Regions from separate parts of the Mus musculus genome. Here region 2 is linked to region 1. The links are chromatin loops, found by intact Hi-C in ENCODE. Cell type or tissue: heart. All regions are shown on one strand. Links, peaks and the distances in the headings refer to the core of each region. The heading gives the core; the rest is flanking DNA.

The links. A loop is a pair of places that touch in the nucleus more often than their neighbours do. Peaks named below come from ENCODE experiments on the same cell type or tissue, not always from the same donor. Only the 100,000 strongest peaks of a DNase experiment are listed, where the experiment ranks them.
Region 2: a loop joins it to region 1, with 2.0 times the contacts of the local background. A loop is called at or near these places in 7 of 42 quality-filtered maps.

The regions. Positions count from the first base shown.
Region 1 is chr5:29,271,192-29,279,146 of GRCm38, forward strand. All of the region lies in intron 9 of Lmbr1 (limb region 1), which reads right to left. Gm42244 (a long non-coding RNA gene) reads right to left here and starts at 2,943. Exons shown (of 2, transcript XR_880915.1): 1 at 2,910-2,943; 2 at 571-2,465. In heart, for the core only: a CTCF peak has its summit at 3,766 (motif pointing left); no DNase peak of the experiment used is centred there.
Region 2 is chr5:29,032,735-29,040,689 of GRCm38, forward strand. No RefSeq gene overlaps it. Among named protein-coding and RNA genes, the nearest start is that of Gm35881, 28 kb to the left of the region's middle. In heart, for the core only: a CTCF peak has its summit at 4,108 (motif pointing left); no DNase peak of the experiment used is centred there; H3K27ac peaks cover 611 bases.

The DNA.
Region 1 (7,955 bases), core at 1,740-6,739:
GCATTCCGTGTCATGGTGAAACTCACATTAGCTAACCATTTCCTCACTGCTCCCCACCCCTTCTTCCAAATCCTCATCTTGCTTAAATATTATTTCAGTACTGTTACATTTTTCATTCTGTGCAGTAGTTAGATTAGTGTCTGGTGTCAATGCAGGTGCCAATGCAGAAATGTCAAAGGAATATACCAAGACTACTTTTTTTTTGGGGGGGGGGCGGGGCCTAGTCAATAAGTAACATGTGTAACTCTTCACAACTGCAAGCTGCAGATGGTAAGTTTGACACAACTCTTTTTTTTAATGTTTTTTATCAAAAATAATTTTTCATACAATATATTCTGATGACAATTTCCTCTCCCCCAACTCCTCCCAGATCCTCCCCACTCCCCTTACCCTCCCAATTCTACATTTTCTTTCCTTTCTTTTTATCTCTCTTCAGAAAGCAGGCAAACAAAACCCATAAAAACAAAAAAAAATATAGAAACCATAATATATAAGAGACCAGTAACTGTGTTCAAACAGAGCAATATGAGACAAAAAGTCTACAAAAAATACCATTGGATTCATTTTTTATTTTTTGCTGACCACCTACTACAGGACATGGGGCCTACTCTTAAGTGTGGTTAATATACCCAATGAAACCCCATTGGAAAAAAACAATTTTTCTTTGCAAGTGGTTTGTCAATTGGAGATGGCTTCTTGAGCAGATCATGTCTACAATTCTCCTCGCAGCTCCTGAATATCCTCCCCCTCCCCTGGCTTGAACCTGTGCAGATCCTGTGAATGTCTCTAAATTTGTATGTGCATCAATTCTGTATATGTATGGAAGACACTGTTTCCTTAGAGTCATCCATCTCTTCTGGCTCTAACAATCTTTCCACCTCCTCTTCTGCATAGTTCCCTGATCCCTGAGAGGAAGGGTTTGATGAAGACATCCCATTTGGAACTCAATATTCAGAAATCTCTCATTCTTCATTAATTGTTCAGTTGTAGGTTTCTGTAGTAGTACCCACCTAAATATGGAAGATGGCTGAGCAATGGTGTATTGCAGAATGTGTGTGTGTGTGTGTGTATACACATGAGTATATACACACGAATATATACATACATATATGTCATTTTATTGCTATGTTCCTTTAACAGGACAATAGTATTTTATTTTACCCTAGACCCAAGACCTATCTAGTCTCGGGTTCTTGGCTACCAAAGCAGTGTGATGCATAGGTTCCAACTCCTGGAGTGGGCCTTAAATCAGAGTAGCTGGCTACTCCCACAATGTCTGTGCCACTATTATACCAGCATATCACACAGATAGGTCACTGTTGCAGATCAGAAGACTTTATAGCTGAGCTGGTAGTTACCTTTCTTCTCTAGTAGCAAACTCAGTACCTTCTGGTACCATGTATACTAGTCAGGAGGGGTGAAGACTCTAGTTAGGCACCAGCTCAACTACATCATATCTGGAAGTCAGTAGGATAAATTTCAGTGTTTTAAATCCCTGTTTAGAGAAAAGGCATACAATAGCAGAGATATCAATGTCCATGTGGTAATCTCTCCTGTGAGCCTCTATGGCTTTGAATCTGCACTCGGCGTCAGCCTGATGAACTTTCCCTGTTATTTACTTGACCACCTTTTCTTCCTTGTTAGTTTCTTTCCATCTATATATGTGCTTACATTAGGACCTTACCTCAGTGGTCCATAATTATTATTTCATCAATGGTTTTCTCCTATAGTCTGGTCTGTGATTCACAAGATTTTTTCTACCACAATCAGCCAGGTGATTAATTTTTCAGAAAGACGATATTAACTTCCTAATGGTGCTGGACCAAATTACCATAAGCCTTTTATTTATTGTCTTGTAGTTCTTGATGTCTATAGTCCTACCATCAAGATGTCAGCAAGATGGTCCCTAGGGCATTCTGGGAGAGAGTCAACCTTTGTCTTTTCTAGCACTTCAAGGCTAATTGCATACCTTGGCTCTCAGACCTTTTTCAAACCACTCCCACTTATGCTTCCATTGTCTTTTCCATTCTTTGGCCATCCTCCTGCAGTCTTACACTGCACCTACCAGATACCCTGTATGCCCATGAATATCAAGTCCTTTATTCTAACCATATTTGCAAAGTACCACATTCACAGGTTCTGGAGATTAGAAATGGGCATCTTTGGGTCATCACTTTTTACTGCTTTTTTTTTTTTAAGCTCTAGATAGTTTTGTTTTCTTTTCTCATACATCTCCTTGACCCATCTTGTTACATTTGGAGGATAGGTACAAATTCTATCTTGTACAAATTCTTTCCTGTCTCCCCAATTTACTCTTAAATAAGTCTCACTTGCTAGGTGCACTGGCCCTAAATGAGTGCCCCTGCTTCTGTTTTCTGTCTTTACCGCTGCTTCCTTCATACCTAATTAGGGCAGATGGTACTTCAAACAGCTGGAAGTTCGCCAAGGCTTGGTCTTCTTGGGGACTAAAGAGCAAGAAGCCAAAAGAACTGAATCAGAAGAAAGAAAGCTAACCTGACTAGTAGAGGCAAACAGTGATCATTTTCAAGCAAAGATGCCAAGGAGTATTGGGCCACATAGGTTCACTATGGGCCACTGTGGAAATTCAAATGCCTTTTTCTTTTAATTTTTATTAGGTATTTTCTTCATTTACATTTCAAATGCTATCCCAAAAGTCCCCTGTACCCTCCCCGCCCTCCGTCCCCCGCCCCACACCCCCCTACCCACCCACTCCCGCTTCTTGGCCATGGTGTTCCCCTGTACTGGGGCATATAAAATTTGCAATATCAAGGGGCCTCTCTTCCCAATGATGGCCGACTAGGCCATCTTCTGATACATATGCAGCTAGAGACACGAGCTCTGCGGTACTGGTTAGTTCATATTGTTGTTCCACCTATAGGGTTCCACACCTTCAGCTCCTTGGGTACTTTCTCTAGCTCCACCATTATGTTCCATCCAATAGCTGACTATGAGCATCCACTTCTGTATTTGCCAGGCACTGACATAGCCTCACAAGAGACAGCTATATCAGGGTCCTTTCAGCAAAATCTTGCTGGTGTATGCAATAGTGTCTGCGTTTGGTGGCTGATCGAATGGCTGAGAAGCACCTGAAAAAATGTTCAACATCCTTAATCATCAGGGAAATGCAAATCAAAACAACCCTGAGATTCCACCTCACACCAGTCAGAATGGCTAAGATCAAAAATTCAGGTGACAGCAGATGATGGCAAGGATGTGGAGAAAGAGGAGCACTCCTCCATTGTTGGTGGGATTGCAAGTTTGTACAACCACTCTGGAAATCAGTCTGGCGATTCCTCAGAAAATTGGACATAGTACTACCGGAGGATCCCGCAATACCTCTCCTGGACATATATCCAGAAGATGTTCTAACCGGTAAGAAGGACACATGCTCCACTATATTCATAGCAGCCTTATTTATAATAGCCAGAAGCTGGAAAGAACCCAGATGTCCCTCAGCAGAGGAATGGATACAGAAAATGTGGTACATTTACACAATGGAGTACTACTCAGCTATTAAAAACAACGAATTTATGAAATTCCTAGGCAAATGGATGGATCTGGAGGGCATCATCCTGAGTGAGGTAACCCAATCACAAAAGAACTCACATGATATGTGCTCACTGATAAGTGGATATTAGCCTTCTTTTTTAAGATCCTAGAGTCACAGATCCTAAGTTTCCCATTTGTGTCCCCTTATTTCCTCACATCACTAAAAATAGAGATCTAGTGCCACCTGTTGGCTGAAAGTTCTATGTGTCTCCAGGATGCCTTGGCTTCATTATTTTATTCATTAATATTCAACTTTTATTTATACAAGAGTAGGACTACACATCAAGTACACAGATATTCAAGCACTGTGACCCAAAACTACTACAGTTTAGCTACAAATTTAGTTTTCAGGTTCTAGCAACCAAAGCAAAAGGGAAGCAATTAGGACACAAAGTTAGTAGGCATCTCCAAGGGAAAGAAGAAACGAAGACTTGCAGGGGACAGCACAGGATTGTAAGACTGCTAAATACCTTTAAATCAAACTGTAAAATATCTAACAGTGATATTAATCATTTTTAAGCCTGGAGAACAATTGATAACTATTCTGAACTTTGGAAAAGAATGGCTACCAGGACAGTATTTCTGGTGTCAATCTGAAATTAAGTGAAGAGAGTAGCAGCCTACCTCATGGTACGTCTACAAGGCTTAGTACAAATGTCTAGAACACTGAATGCATGTTTCTTCAGAGAAAAATAACAAGAGATATTTGAAATTTTTATTTTATGTCTACGGTGTGTTCCCTAAATGTTTATGTCTGTGAACCACATGCATGCAGTGCCCTCAGAGGCCAGAAGAGGGTGTCAGACTCCCTGTGACTGGGGTTATAGATGGTTGTAAACTATTGTGTGTGCTGAGAATTAAACCCAGGTCCTCTGGTAGAGCAATCAGTGAGCCGTCTCTCCAATCCTCTGAAGTCGCGCTTCTGGATGGGCTCTTTACCTCAGGTGACTAACTCCCAGGACATGAGAGGTGATGCGACCTTCCATGAAAACCAAGACCACATTCCTACTGTCCTCCAAAAAGTCACTCAAAATGAGTTTTCAGGTCATTCCCTTCCTTCATTACATGCTAATATATTAATACTCAAACAAAAATCAAGCTTTGGGGGACAGAATCTTTCATTACAAATGATCAAAACTCAATAATGGCCAGTATGAGGATATATGACACACTGTAAACAAACACTCAACCATTATATAAATTTAAGTTGTGCAAAAAATGAAAACATCCTAAAAACTATACTATCATTATTTTATTTCAAAACAAACCCAAAATGTTCAGTGTCAGCATTGTCTAGTCAATAAGTCAAATCGCAGACAAAAACCTGTTTGGACAAGTCCAAAAAAATAAAAAGGGATTCTCCAAGAAAACCACAAAGCAGCTCATTTAAGGTCAATTTACTGTTTTTCTTCCAGCTCTGACATAAGATTTCACTACCTCAAAGGAAATTGTAAGTGTATCTATTTGCATTCCCCCCAGGTGATTGGCAGTTCAACACCAATTAGTTCAAAATTACACTGTTACTAGCATGCAATAAAAACAACACCTTTCATCTTCCTTACACAGGTAAGAATACCTTCAGAGCCAATAACTTTGATCAAATGAGTATTTTTGATCCTGCCCCACCCATGTCTTTGGATTCAGGAAAACTAATAGCTGAAGGCATTCTTCCCAACTTTATTCTTAAGTCGAAAAACTGGTGTGGTACTGAAAATATTTTGCTCCCAAGATAACAGAATTTCCCAAACTCCAGCATTTCTTCAACATCTGAGTTTATCCAATGGACAAGACAGTCTCAGCTGTTCAAGGACATCAGATGTTCAAGGACAGATATTAAATATACAATGTATTTTTAAACAAACATACATTTGAACTAGGCATGCATACAATTAAAATAGCTTGATGCAATAAAGTTATTTCCACAACAATTCTGTACCTTAAATCAATCAGGGTACTAAATTATTCAAAAGTAGTATAAACCAATTCTCTTTATATTTTTTAATTTAGCATATAAACAAAAGGGGTAGATTAAAATTTTGATCCAAGTAACTATAAAATTTTAACTGGTTACAACTTTAAATTTCACCAGCAATTCCATCTCTAAGAATGAGAGATTTTTCAAGTTGTGATAATTATTTCAAGTAATAGAAAAGTGATTGTTCAAACCCAAGGCTCCTTAGGACTGAGCAAAAGGACTGTCCCCAGAGAAACCACATGTGTTTGAGGCATCCAGATGCTGAAGCCTCATGTCCAAATCTCCAGTAGATCTGTTGTTTGTGTACTAACACTGAGGTTGCCTGTAGAAGAGACACAGACACATGCACACACAGACACACAGACACAGACAAACCACCTCTATGCTATTAACATTATTGTATCTTTTGGCTTCTGATGTCACATGACTATGATCCCGGTATTATAGGACTTCAAATGTTCAAAAACGGTGGCTATGCAAACCTACTTTCACTACTAATAACTGCAAGCAAGGGCAAAAATATTAAGACAACCAGCTTTAAAAATATTATGTAATGTTAGATACAATGAAAAAATGCTTTGGTCTTTTTTCTATTTCAGACACAAGCACTATAGATCTTGAAGTAGACAAGATGTTAAGACCACCCTTTATCCTTCATATTTTATTCTGCCATCAAATATGGTAACACCAGCATTCACACAGATGTGGTTGAAAGAAAGCTGAAATATATGGAATCACATTCCGATTTTTTGAGTGTGAGTTTTATAATACAACTTCTCTTCCTAATTCCAAGGACTATGTATGACACATGATCCACAGTCTTCGGCTTTGTTTCCCAAAATGGCCCTTTTAGTTTATGCTTCCCTCAGTCACTCTTGCAGCAAATAATTTGTTTGAACTACATTTTATTATATGAAAGTGACTCAAAGGGACCAAGAAGCCAAATAAATTTTGACTTCTGTCACTGTTTCATCCCTATTTATACAAATGCCTTCTGAAGATACACTATCAAGTCTAGGCTGTCTGACTATGCCCAAACACTTTGCATAGAATCCCAGAGTTGAAGTCCAAAATATTTCCCTAGAGGTGTGTGTGTGTGTGTGTGTGTGTGTGTGTGTGATGTGTAGGCAAACAAATACAGTAATTTATACATATAGCCTACTATAGTACTTGACATATGGTGCTTATATCCCTATTCAAAGAGGTATTCTTTACTCATTGATTAAGAAAGCTATTGTGTTCGCCATCTATAAATGACATTAGATAAGCAATATCCTAACTGCCTGCAGTACAGCGGTAACACAAGTGCCTGACAGAAAGCACTATGACAAAGCAGCCACAGATAAATCCTGAGTTTCAGTATCTTCACAAAACCCTGAAACTCAACTTCTAAGTAGCAAGAATCAAATACTGACAATGACACAGAAGCTGGCCGAGGTCCCCGAGGTCCGGGAAGAGAGGCTGCACAGGCACAGCTTGTTCTCCTCAGCCCCTTTGTTTTTCAGAACCCAACGGTATTAAAACCTAGAAAAAACTGCTACTGCTTCTGTGCTCTGAATAAAGAGTTAATGTAAATTTTAATGTGAACAGCCTTAAAAAAAAGAAAGAAAAAAAAAAAGATTAGGATCAAGAGGCTGGCGAGAGCTCAGTGGTAGAGGGCCTGGCTAGCATGTACAAAGAAGGCCCAGTGTTCAATCTCCAGTACTGGAAAAAAAAAAAAACTTACTTAGAATAAAACAAGCAAGAAACTGCCACTCCTCCAAAAGTGATATACAAATTTTTATCACAAAGATGAAAATAGTGCCTAACAGAATTGAATTATAGTTCAAAGACTTTAATAGTTTAAAAATAAATTACCTTAAAAGAGCTGTAAATGTTTTGAACTCAAACAAAAAAAAATAATTTCTATTCATTATAGAACTTCTAAAGTTATCCAGTACACCCATGGGCTATACACGCACAAAATCTAATTATTTCAATTAATGCTGCTGCATTACTTAAACAGTTAAGCATGTTATGGTATATGCAGCCTCTTAACACTGGGAAGAGCTATAAATGATTTTCTCCTGATTACTGTAATGGGTCCTCACTGCCGAGCCCTGGAAGTAAACAGTTCTGCTTGCACAGACTGTGTGGGTACAACAGTGGGAAATCCCTGATCTCCACCTGCCCAACCTCGGCTGTTTACTGTGCCTGTGTCACCCTTCCTAAACATGTCACCAGGATTCTGTTTTCTGTCCTCCCATTGAGTTTCACTTTCCCTGCCTGCCTTCTTAATGCTCTACCTTGGGTTTGTTTGGTGTTTTTATTTGATTTTTATCTACCCACCAATGGAACGAACAACCATGGGATACATATAGTCTTTATACCCAGCCTGTACCTTGCACAGCAGGGCACACTTACGAGGCTC
Region 2 (7,955 bases), core at 1,038-6,037, 240 kb before region 1:
AAGAATCTTGAGCCAACTGACTGGGTTCAGCAGAGTGAGTTAGACCAACAGTGACTCAGACAGCATAGGAAACAAAGGGCATGTAAAACAGCCAGAACTCAAAAGCAAAATTACACAGAACTCAATGAAAAACCCAAAGCTATGTGACCTCCTCTCTCATCAAGCCAGGTGACCTGGAAAATCTTTGGGACGCTCCTGCCCTTCCCACACTGTAGCCTCAGAGTTTTGTAAATCTCTAAGGAGGGAACATCACTGCCCACGTGCACTGTGGCTGACAGGTGTGCATGTTACTTCTGTGTAACTACATTTTCAGGAGATTGTAAGACTTTATCAGAAGATGTATACATGTGCCCAGTTAGACTTTTGTTCCTGAATGTGAGCTATCATTCAGGTCACTGCCTGTGTCAGCCTCACTTGGCTGGGGGTTGGGGAGAGAAGAAAGGGGAAATCTTGGAAATCAGAGCTCTATCTATCTCAACAACAGTCAAGTCAGACTTCTTTCAGAGTCCAGAAATTATTTCAGTGCTCTTTTTAAAATTACTGGAAGTACAGAAAGCTCATCTTTATAAAAATTATTATACCTTTAGTTTGCTTCCTGTAGGAAGGTCAGAGGGCCTAGATCCAATTAATGGCAAAAATCTTCTTCAGCCCACAGCATAATTTAGTAGTGACTATGTTTTATTGTTCTTCCAATGCCTTTGAGAAAAAAGCTACTGCTGCTGTTATCTGAACCCATTTAGACTTTGACTCAGTGTATGGACTGAGCCTTATATCTGAAACAACAAAATGTAGAAACTCTACAAATTATCTCACAATGGATTGGTCATGACAAATAAGCTGCCAAATCCACATTCCTGCTCTATAAGACAGAGGCAAGTGGCCAGCCCTGCCCCACAGTAAACAGCTAATTAGATGAATGCTTTGTGTGAGGGGAGAAAAGGACAGTACCCGTCGGTCACTGGTCCCCTCCAAGTTGGCACTGCTTTTTGTCACTTAAGAGTTGAAGTGGTTTTCCTGCCTTGAATGGTTGGAATTCTTGACGTAGAGAAGAGCTGAAGTCATGAGTTGTGGATGACAGGAAAGAAAAGCTCCCCAGTCCAGTCAGCGACAGTCATCAACTCTATGGTCCTGTCTGGCTTGCACAACAACAGACTGCACTTCCTGCCAAGATCAGGTATTCTTGCTGACTCCCATTCTCCAGGATGTGGGTAGTGAGATACAGCAACAGAACTGCAGGCCCCAGGCCTTCCCTGAGCAGGAAGCCCAGGGATGAAGCCTGCAGCCTTCAGTGGGGTGCATGGACCAGCAGCTTAGGGAGCGTCCACTTAGTCAGTAACTCACATTCCCATCAGAAGTGTGCACATGGTGGCCACATATGAATGCCATTGCACACGAAGAGTTGGGATAAGAAGGTCCCCAAAATTTTTGAGTGGGCACTTGGTTATAGGGACCTCTAACTCATTATCACTAGTTTGACCCAACCAGAAAGCCAGCCATAGTCCATAGTGGATGACTGAGGGGCTGAGGGAGAGGTTGGAAAATGAGGGAAATTGTCCTCTCACCCACAGGTCGCAGAAACTCCTTTCCACCAGACTTTCATCTGGCTTCCTGTGCCACTGGGCACTGTTCTGGGAGGTCTCTTGAGTTCCTGCTGAGCACTCACTGTTCCTGACCATCTTAGCAGCTCTTGCTGCCTTCTTGAGCTTGGTCTCAGCTTGGTAAAAGAGGTAGGCTCTTACCTAGCTTCATGCTGTTCTCTGCTGTTTCTAGGCAAGACTCACAACCCCTGCCTAGACCAAAGTCACACATTCGTCCTGTGGTGTAGGATCGTATATATGAAACAAGAAATGGTTCCATAACTTATTCCTCCTCAGCTCATTCTCAACATCTAAACTAAATTTTGTGACTATAAACCTCATTAATGAGTTTCCTCCCACATGCCAAAGACTACATGCAATTCTTTATAGGTTATGCAGAGGTCATAAAGCATCCAAGGGTATAGAACCAGCAGGCAGCACAGAACTGGCAAGAGGTATAGCTTAGCAGATCTCTCAAGGACAAAGTCTGTATGATGGAGTAGAAGTCCCAGCCCAAGACAACCCTAGAACACACTTAAACAACACTTGCTGGATAATTGATGGAGTGAATAAATGTCAGATGATACAATAAAGGGCACACTTCCCTTCCAGGCTGAAAGATGTAGGTCTCCATTCCACTGTAATGAGATTGCAAGGGACAGTTATTAATTCTTTACAGCATGGTCAGGGTGAAGGCATGGCCTCCAAGGAACATAATTAATATGCAAGTGAGTTTATATCATTCTCCCATCAGGAAACCTGTCACTAGTACACGGTGTTCATCTTTCTTGATTATTCACTTGGGTGGTAGTCTGCAAATTAAGAGATTGTTCAACCCTGGAAGGAGGATCACCACAGATAAGGAGTTTGGGTACAAGAAGCCTGGAGCACTTTCTCACGGTCATGCCGCAAAAACCTGAAATGGGGAAAATTAACAAAGGGAATGAAGAGGGTGGGCAAAAAGACATACTGCACGTGCTCCCAACCCATCTGATCATTCTCAAGGATTTTAAGCTCAAGGACTACACTGGCCCACAGCCCTACAGACCTCATCCTACAAATTTTATTTCCAGTGCCCATCTGACCTTGTTCCTCCACCTCCCCTCTCAGCTATCCATCCTCTCACAGAGGAGTTTGCCTTCCTCAGTCAATTGACAATTGACTACCCCATCATAGACGCCCTGCAGCAGGCTTTAAGAGAGCTGCCCGAGCTCCTCTTTGCCACTCTGTCCGAGCAGCTGCCTTTCACCTCCCTACAGCACCCTTTGTCTTATGAACAGAGGGATGTGCAGTCTTGCCCAAGAAAGAAAAGACTCCTCTTAGCCTCAAAATAGAAATTCAGCAGGAGAGGTATTTTGGTAAAAATAAAGGGTCAGCTGGAAGAATGCACAACCCAAGCTGTACTTTCAACAAAGAAGCTGGCCTGATTGCCCGAAGCACCTGTGGGGTGTATTATTCTGCGCTAGCTAAAAGAGTAAACAATGCTTTCAAACTGGAGTGCATCAAGTCTAGAAGGACTGCATGCATGTGCACATCACACCCTGTCCCTTTGCTTCACACTCCACAGAGTTCAAATCAACGTTCCAACGAACGTCACTGTTAATTGTAAGCTCATGATGAACATTCTTAATTGTAATACTCTTATGTACTCAAGGAAAGCCAAATTTGATAAATCATATTCAGCCCATCCAGTGGCTATCTGCACAGACACAAAGAACACTGGTAGCCCTAAGTAAATGCAAATGAGGTGTTCTGTTTTGATTTGGGGTTCTAGATTGTTTATTTATTTGTGTGTGTGTGTGTGTGTGTGTGTGAGCGAGCATGTACAGGCACATGTGAATGTGTACTTGAGTATATATGTCATAGCACATGTTTGGAAAACAGAATATAATTTGTAGGAGATGGTTCTCTCCTTCCACCCTACCAAGGACCAAACTCCAGTCATCCGGCTCAGTATAAGTTTGCTCCTAAGCCATCTACCAGGCCCTGGTTATATTCTTCTAAGATGTTCTTTTAGGTCCACTCTGTGGACTAGGCTGGCCTCAAACTCTCAGTGATTGTCCTGCCCACCTCCAATGCCAGGATTACAGACATGCCTCCCTACGTGCCTGTAGATATAAACCTTAAGTTTTTCTTCACTGGTTTGTCACCAACAGCCAAGGCTCTGCCAGCAACCCAATCATTTATATGAGCATCATTATTTATTCCTCCAGTAAAATAGCCACTAACATTCTAATACAAATAGCTCTTAGGAAATCACTTTTCAACAGGTTACAAGAAAGAACTTTTTTTTTAAGTTATAAGGGGATCAAAGGCATCCAAGCTTCGCAGCATACAGCCTCGGGGAGAGTTGCTTCCCTACCACTTTCCCTGAACATAGAGCCACAGATGAGAACAGAGCATCAGCACAGGCGCTGAACATCTTGTTCGCAAACTGAACAGTAAAACAAATTCCCAGAACGCCAGCAGCCGTAACCCTAAATTCATTTTTAAAATAATGTGCTAACACAAGTAAAAGAACCTACGTTGGCGCCCTCTGGTGCCCACAAAGAACTGATTTAGGCAACTTGAAGTACTAAAACTAAAACTAAGTCTTTGTTACCTGAGAAGAAGAACATAAAACACACACACACACACACACACACACACACACGCGCGCGCGCCCGCTCACTCTCGCTCACTCGCTCGCACGTGCACTCGCATGCGCTACATGCCTTTCAACACATTAAATCACAAACAACAAACCCAACCAGAAGATAACCATGGAAAGAAACTGTTGGTTCTTACCAGCAAGTGAACTGAGTGTGACTCTGTAAGGTTCTGCTGCTGTCAGCCCTGAGCTCCCAAGCACAGTAACTCCCACGGATCCTTCCTGTTTGCTCCCCAAGTGGAAGTGCTGCTAACTCCTTGTCACCAAAACACCAGATACAAGTACTTTACCAAAGCCACAGAGTGTTTCCCATAGAGTCATATATCTAAAGTTGATTGGAAGAATTAAAAGTTAATTCTTCACAGTTAATCCCCGCCCCTCAAATTAGCTTTCCTTTTTTGAAGGGAAGTCAATCCTTCAAAGTAGTTAAGAAAATAAAACTGAAAGCATTCAAGACCAGAATATACGTTTGCTTCCCCAAGATAGGAGCATCCTTACAGTGTGTATCTGTCTACACGCAGCATGGGAAGGAAGTCTGCCCTTGCAGGTGTACCTGATCTAAGACAATAACTACCATAACTGGCCACACTGACACCATGGAGGGAGGCCAGTTGCTGCATGGATGGAGCTGTGAGTGGTATAGAGAGTTACCTAGCCAGTCTTCGCTCTAATTTCTTTTTTTTTTAAATTGGATATTTTATTTGTTTACATTTCAAATGTAATCCCCTTTCCTGGTTTCCCCTCTGCAAACTCCCTATCCCATTCCCCCTTAAACTGCTTCTATGAGAGTGCTCCCCTGCCCACCCACCCACTCCTGCCTCACAGAGCTAGCATTCCTATACACTGGAGCATAAAGCCTTCACAGGACCAAGGGCCTCCCCTCCCATTGATGCCAGATAAGGCCCCTTCAGCTCCTTCAGTTCTTCCCCTAACTCCTCCATTGGGGTCCCTTTGCTCAGTCCGATGGTTGGCTGTGAGCATCCTCATCTGTATTGGTCAGGATCTGGCAGAGTCTCTCAGGATACAGCTGTATCAGGCTCCTATCAGCAAGCACTTCTTGTCATCAGCAATAGTGTCTGGGTTTGGTGTTTGCATGTGGGGGGAGGGTATAGGGAACTTTTGGGATAGCATTTGAAATGTAAATAAGGAAAATATCTAATAAAAAATCAAAATTAAAAAAGAATGGATCAATTTGCATTCTTCTACATACTAACCACCAGTTAAGCCAGCACCATTTGTTAAAAATGCTGTCTTTCTTCCACTGGGTGGTTTTTAGCTCGTTTGTCAAGATTAAGTAAGCATAGATGTATGGGTTCATTTCTGGGTCTTCAACTCTATTCCATTGTTCTCCCTGTATGTCTCTGTACCAATACCATACAATTTTTATCACCATTGCTCTGTAGTATAGCTTGAGGTCAGGGATGTTGATTCCCCCAGAAGTTCTTTTATTGTTGAGAATAGTTTTTGCTATCCTGGATTTTTTGTTATTCCAAATGAGTTTGAGACTTGCTCTTTCTAACTCTATGAAGAATTGAGTTGGAGTTGTGATGGGGATTGCATTGAACCTGTAGGCTGCTTTCGGCAAGATGGCCATTTTTCCTATATTAATCCTGCCAATCCATGAGCATGGGAGATCTTTCCATCTTTTGAGGTTTTCTTCGATTTCTTTCTTCAGAAACTTGAAGTTCTTGTTGTACAGATCATTCACTTGTTTGGTTAGAGTCACACCAAGATAGTCTATATTACTTGTGACTATTGTGAAGGGTATTGCTTCCCTAATTTCTTTCTCAACCTGTTTATAATTTGGTTGAGCTAATTTTATATCCAGTTGAAGTTGTTTATCAGCAGGAGGAGTTCTCTGATGGATTTTTTTAGGGTCACTTAATTATACTATCATGTCACCTAAAAATAATGATATTTGACTTGCTTCCTTTCCAATTTGTAATTCTTTGACCTCCTTTTGTTGTCTAATTGCTCTGGCTAGGTCTTCAAGTACTATATTGAATAGATAAGGAGAGAGTGGGCAGCCTTGTCTAGTCCCTGTTTTAGTAGGATTGCTTCAGTTTCTCTCCATTTGGTTTGATGTTGGCTACTAGTTTACTGTATATTTCTTTTAACAGTTTTAGACATGGGCCTTGAATTCCTGATCTTCCCAAGACTTTTAACATGAAGGGATGCTGAATTTTGGCAAATGCTTTTTCAGCATCTAATGAAATGAGCATGGTCTTTTTTTCCTTTGAGTTTGTTTATCTAGTGGGTTACACTGATAGATTTCCTTATATTGAACAATCCCTGCATTCCTGGGAAGATGCCTACTTGATCTTGGTGAAAGATCATTTATTTTGTGGTAATCTTGGATTCAGTTTGTGAGAATTTTATTGAGTATTTTTGCATCGATACTCAAGAGATATTGGTCTAAAGTTCTCTTTCTTTGTTGGGTCTTTGTGTGGTTTTGGTATCAGCGTAACTGTGGCTTCACAGAACAAATTGGGTAGTGCTCCTTCTGTATCTATTTTATGGAATACTTTGGAGAGTATTGGTATTATGTCTTCTTTGACGATCTGATAGAATTCTGCACTAAAACCATCTGGTCCTGGGCTTGTTTTGGTTGGGAAACTTTTTTTTTTAATTAGGTATTTTTTTCATTTATATTTCCAATGCTATCCCAAAAGTCCCCCACCACCACCACCACCACCACTCCCTCTTGGCCCTGGCGTTCCCCTGTACTGAGGCATATAAAGTTTGCACAACCAATGGGCCTCTCTTTCCACTGATGGCCGACTAGGCCATCTTCTGATACATATGCAGCTAGAGACACGAGCTCTGGGGGGGTACTGGTTAGTTCATATTGTTGTTTCATCTATAGGGTTGCAGATCTCTTTAGCTCCTTGGGGGTTGGGAAACTTTTAATGACTGCTTCTATTTCTTTAGGAATTATAGGAGTGTTTAGATGGTTTATCTGATCCTGATTTAACTTTGATATCTTGTACCTATCTAGAAACTTGTCCATTTAATTCATATTTTCCTGTTTTGTTGAGCATAGGCTTTTGTAGTAGGATCAATGAACTTTTTAATTTCCTCAGTTTCTATTGTTATATCTTATTTTTATTTCTGATTTTGTTAATTTGGATACCATTTCTGTTTTATCTGGTTAGTCTGGCTAAGGGTTTATCTTTCTTGTTGATTCTCAAAAAAAAAAAATGATTCTTTGTATAGTTCTTTTTGTTTCTAATTGGTTGATTTCATCTCTGAGTTTGATTATTTCTTCCCGTCTACTCCTCTTGGGTATATTTGCTTCCTTTTATTCTAGAGCTTTCAGGTGTGCTGTCAAGCTGCTAGTGTATGCTCGCTCCAGTTTCTTTTCGGAGACACTCAGAGCTATGAGTTTTCCTCTTAGCACTGCTTACATTGTTTCCCATAAGATTGGGTGTGTTGTAGCTTCATTTTCATGAAACTCTTTAAAAGTCTTTAATTTCTTACTTTATTTCTTCCTAGACCAAGTTATCATTGAGTAGGGCATTATTCAGCTTCCATGTGTATGTGTGTAATCTATATAAGTGACAAATTGCTCTTTAATAGCTTTTTTCACTAGCTGTAAGGCCAGCAATCCTTTTGAGGTTAGGGATCTAGGGGAAGTGGGGGATGTGCTCTGAATTAACTTTGCTAGGTAATTTAGAATATAGGAATCTCTAACATTGGACTGAATATTAGACCAGTCTAAGATTGAG